Linked DNA regions of Homo sapiens: region 2 is linked to region 1. A link is an interaction called in ENCODE POLR2A ChIA-PET data of the cell type or tissue named here. Cell type or tissue: Panc1. All regions are shown on one strand.

What was found. Peaks named below come from ENCODE experiments on the same cell type or tissue, not always from the same donor. Only the 100,000 strongest peaks of a DNase experiment are listed, where the experiment ranks them.
Region 2: POLR2A ChIA-PET joins it to region 1 with 9 read pairs; 2 of 35 experiments call an interaction of 5 or more read pairs at or near these places.

The regions. Positions count from the first base shown.
Region 1 is chr1:38,863,603-38,866,102 of GRCh38, reverse strand. It overlaps MYCBP (MYC binding protein), which reads left to right. Exons shown (of 5, transcript NM_012333.5): 5 at 1,389-2,500. The coding sequence ends at 1,433. All of the region lies in intron 1 of RRAGC-DT (RRAGC divergent transcript), which reads right to left. GJA9-MYCBP (GJA9-MYCBP readthrough) reads left to right here. Exons shown (of 3, transcript NR_037637.1): 3 at 1,389-2,500. Among named protein-coding and RNA genes, the nearest start is that of RRAGC-DT, 5.0 kb to the right of the region's middle. In Panc1, no CTCF peak of the experiment used is centred here; no DNase peak of the experiment used is centred here.
Region 2 is chr1:39,171,508-39,174,007 of GRCh38, reverse strand. It overlaps a transcript of MACF1 not described here. Among named protein-coding and RNA genes, the nearest start is that of MACF1, 32 kb to the left of the region's middle. RefSeq lists an enhancer at 1,689-2,215. In Panc1, a CTCF peak has its summit at 714; no DNase peak of the experiment used is centred here; H3K27ac peaks cover 2,259 bases.

The sequences.
Region 1 (2,500 bases):
CACTCCAGCCTGGGCAACAAGAATGAAACTCTGTCTCAAAAAAAAAAAAAAAAAAAAAGAGGTTCTTAGGAACCTGTATTACTAAAAGGATGAGAATATTGGTTAATGTTCTTTATAAGTAAATGGTCAGTTCTGAGGTTCTTAAGCAGTTGATTTTAAGTAGGCCAATATGGGGCGACTGCTTTGTAAATGGCACTTCTTAGAATTTGTATGGTTCATAGTTTGCAAGGCCATATGTAGCGGCCCTCTGTAAATTTGTTAGGACTTAATTTTATCTAGTGCTAAAGTTTTTTCTTTCTTTTTTTGAGACAGGTTCTCTGTTACCCAGGCTTGTGTGCAGTGGTGCAGTCATGTCTCACTGCAGCCTTGACTTCCCAGGCTCAAGTAATCCCCCCACCTCTGCCTCCTGAGTAGCTGGGACTGCAGGCATTTGCCACCATGCTCGGCTAATTTTTAAACTTTTTGTAGAAATGGGGTCCCATTATGTTGCCCTGGCTGGTCTCAAACTCATGACTCAAACGTTCCTCCTGGCCTGGCCTCCCGAAGTGTTGGGATTATAGGCATGAGCCACCTCACCCAGCCAGTTTTTTCTTTTTTCAAAGTCCTGTGAGAATTTTCATGAACTTCAAATTAGTCAACTCTTAAGTCTTTCAGGTCTTACCACATTCTTAATCACATAATGTATTTTACATTACTCTAAGTATTTCTCATAATATATTTTATCTTCTCAACAACTTTGTGAGATAAGTGAAACAAGTACACAAGCCACTTTATAGGTGAGGAAACGAAAGCACAGTGAAGTCTAATAAGCTTCTCAACTCCAACAGGTAGTTGGCAGAACCCTAATGTTAGCCTAGTGTTCTTGCAAGGAACCACACTTAGCATAAAAGAAAATGCAGTTATTTTAAATTATCCAAGATTCCACAATGTGTAGTGCTAGTTAACTCTTTGGAACCTTTTAACTCAAAGACATTAGTAGTTGTTTATTGGCTGGTTAAGTTAAGACATGTCACTTAACTCTTTATCTACTTTTCAGTGGGTATTTTCAGTAAACTTTTGCTGGAGAGGAAGAAAGTTCCTTATAAGCAAATGAATCTTTGGGAAGATATAGTTTATTGCATATCAAGTATTTGAACAGTGCAGTCATGAACTGGAATGAAATTTTAGTTTCAAAGCAATTTTAAAGGTTTATATAAAAAGGGCTTTCATTAGATTTGATTGTATTAAATCTTAAATCACTGAATGATTTAAAATGGATAGTTATAGAAACTGATATTAATACAATTTACTGACAGTAACTAAGTTGAATATAACAGTTACCTTGTTTTACTATTTTTTACTCAATTTAGAATAAAATTCACCTAAATTCCTCTGTCTTTGCCCCATAGCTTGCTCAGTATGAACCACCTCAGGAGGAGAAGCGTGCTGAATAGGATTCTTCTCAGTTTGAAAGACAATGAAAAATGGTTTTGTATGACTTGAATAGTTTGTATAGTATATAATCTTTTCTGAACAGATGCTATAGAACTCTTTTAATATGTTTAATTCACCTATCACACTCTGTTAAAAACACATAGAATCATCAATAAAAACTCAATATAACTTTCTTTGGGTCTTAAAGCAGGAGAATCCAAAGTAAATCCTGAACAAAACCTAAACACAGCCATCTAACTCATTACCTTAAAAGACATTCTGTTTATTAGTCTGATTAGGAATGATGGCACTGGTTGTATTTTAGCCAAGACAGTTTAGCATGGAGCTATTCCTTGGTGCAGTTCAGGATATGAACACAGGTACAGTCATTCTTTGAAGGTGACACTGTTCTGTATATTCCCTATAGGCAGCTGGAGAGATCTGTGTGACACAAGATGCTTTTGTACGGGTTCCCATGAATCTTCTGCTCTTGTTTGTGTGACATGGAACAAATAACTTCTTTGCCACCACTTTGCCTTAGATAACTGTGTGTGTGTGTGCCAGTTTGAACTCTGACACCACATTTTCCTTCTATGCAATCATGCCTGTCTGATAATCTTGCATTGCTTTCCTCTGAGCTTTAGTGGGTCCTAGTTGCACACTGGCCTTTCTGTGCTGTTTTTCAATTTGCCTAATAATAGCAGTTACCCTGATTGTAATTTATGTAACTTTAAACAGGATCACACTGTACCCCCTGCCTGCCTTATTTGCTTACTGAGCACAGGACAGAGGCAATATACAACTCTGGGTTCACACACAAGCTGAGATGAGAAGAGGAATGAGCCATATATTGGGGAAAATCATAGTTTGTAGGTATAATTATATAGTGCTTTTCTCCCTCAAAGTATTTTTCTAGCCTTGAATTCATTTTATCTTCATTATCCCTGTGAAGTAGGTGGGACAAGTATAAGGGGAAGAGGGGTGCTGAATTTTTAGGCCAAAGACTGATATTAATACAAATCACTCACTAACTGTAGAGCCTTGGGCATTATCAGTGAACTACTCTGAGATTTACTGTCTTCATCTG
Region 2 (2,500 bases), 310 kb before region 1:
TTCCTTCCCCTACACCCCTTAAATACGGCACCTTCAGAGGCTCTGAAGTCTTCCCACAACAGCTTAAGAAAAAAAAAAGAGAGAGAGAAAAGGCAGCCTTAATCAAAAGCGCTTTTCTTCTGGCAAACAAAAGGCCTTGGTATTTCCACAGACAGACTAGTTATTCTTAACCCTAACCAAAGATTCTTTGGCAGAGAAAGAAATATGAAAATGTTAGGCTTCTGGGAATGGCCTGTGCTTTGGGCTCTTGTATCCCACTCAGTAAAGCCAGCCTACTGAAAAACAAACACAGCCGCCCCTCAGTAACTCTGGACCTTCAGTTAACTCCAGGGTCTAGGTCTGGAGAGAGAAATAACAGAGTCTCTACTCCTGATTGTCTAACCCTCTTCCCTCCCTGCCCAGAGGGGACTGTTCAACAGTTTTTCAAATACACTAGGAAAAACACATCTGAAGATACAGACACAGAACAATCAAATTCTGACAGTGAAGGAAATGCAACAAGTGGTAGGTGGAAGAGGATAGAAATCAGGCCTAAACCCTGAACTCTCTCACTAGCCTCTCTGCTTCTTACTCCAAATCTACAGGTTTGGCATTTCCTAAGTGAATGTTTAAGATCTAGCAATTGTTTCCAGTGCTTTTTCTTTCTTTCTTTCTTTTTTTTTTTTTTTTGAGATGGAGTCTGGCTCCATCACCAGGCTGGAGTTCAGTGGTGCAATCTCTGGTCACCGCAACCTCCGCCTCCCAGGTTCAAGTGATTCCCCTGCCTCAGCCTCCCGAATAGCTGGGACTACAGGCATGCGCCACCACATCCAGTTAATTTTTTGCATTTTAGTAGAGACGGGATTTCACCATGTTGGCCAGGATGCTCTCGATCTCCTGACCTTGTGATCCACCCGCTTCGGCCTCCCAAAGTGCTGGGATTATAGGCAAAGCCACCGCGCCCGGCCTCCAGTGCTTTTTCTACTCCACACTGGGTTTTGTAAGCAGTGTGTGGCCCTGAATGGTCCTAAGTGGTCTTTATTTTCCTAGCAAGGTAGAGAGAAATTAAAAGTATTCTGTTAAATGGGTCAGCAAGGACAAAAAAGGGAGGAGGGCTGTCTGCCAGAAGGCAAGAAGGCCCCAGCAGCACTAACCCAAGTATATCTGGGCTAACTCAGAATCTGTGACATGCCAACCTCACCCCTTGCATGAACACAGTAACGTTACTATAATAAAGTCTCTGAAGCTTTTATACTCAGTCAGTAAGCACCTTCTCCTTGCTGCCTTGCCCAGGATATAGTGAACAAAACTACTAAGAGGGCACAGGCCTGATGGCTCATCTCCTAGCAGCCAGGACTCTGTTAGAGTGGTGAACAAGAACAGCCACGTATGAAAAGTGGCAGCCTGGCCTTGAAATCCCCAGAGTGAGCAGACAAATTAATGTGTGATTAGTATCTATAATGGTACCAAATCTTGAGGAGTTAAACCATGAGGTAATAAGGCCCCACATGGCTCTGACCTCTGGATCCTCTCTGATTACTCTGGAAGTAGGTCCTATTCTTGTTCCCAGGCAGGTATGAAAGGCCCAGGGAGTGAAAGGCACTGTTTAGCCAAGCTCAACCCATGAGCAAGTTTCAAATGTCTGGCATATAGTAGGCTCTCAAATATTTGTTGAATGAATAAATGAATAAAACATTTCATCTTCAACTGCTATAATCAATTCTTTCCTACAGCCAAAGGGATAGAGGGATTATCAGAGAATTCTAGGCAGTGGGGAAAAAAAACTTTTCCCTGCCACTCCCTGGATAACATGGTCTTATTTTGCAAAGAATAATGCTCCCTTCTATATAAAATTCATTACTTGACTGTCCTCCCACAGAGCTGGATAACAGTCCACACTATCCTAAATCAAGCACAATGGCTCTTCTGCAGCTGATGTGCAACATTCAGAGTCCCCTGAAAGATGGCAGAGCACACTCAGGGAGGTTTCCACCGTAGCATTTTAAAAAATAATAGCAACTTGAAACAATCCAAATATTCAACAATAAATGAATGGCTAAATGAAGCCATTATCAACAAGATAACTTAAAATTATAATGTCTGGGCCGGGCGTGGTGGCTCACGCCTATAATCCCAGCACTTTGAGAGGCTGAGGCGGGCGGATCACGAGGTCAGGAGATCGAGACCATCCTAGCTAACATGGTGAAACCCCGTCTCTACTAAAAATACAAAAAAATTAGCCGGGCGTGGTGGCGGGTGCCTGTAGTCCCAGCTACTCGGGAAGCTGAGGCAGGAGAATGGCGTGAACCCGAGAGGCAGAGGTTGCAGTGAGCCGCGATAGCACCACTGCACTCCAGCTTGGGCGACAGAGCGAGACTGTGTCCAAAAAAGAAAATTATAATGTCTGTAACGAAACACTTAAAAAATCCTTATAATGTTACATGGAAAAGGCATGTAAATATGTGCATATGCTAAGTGAAAGAAGCCAGAGACAAAAGGCCACATGACTAAATTTATATAA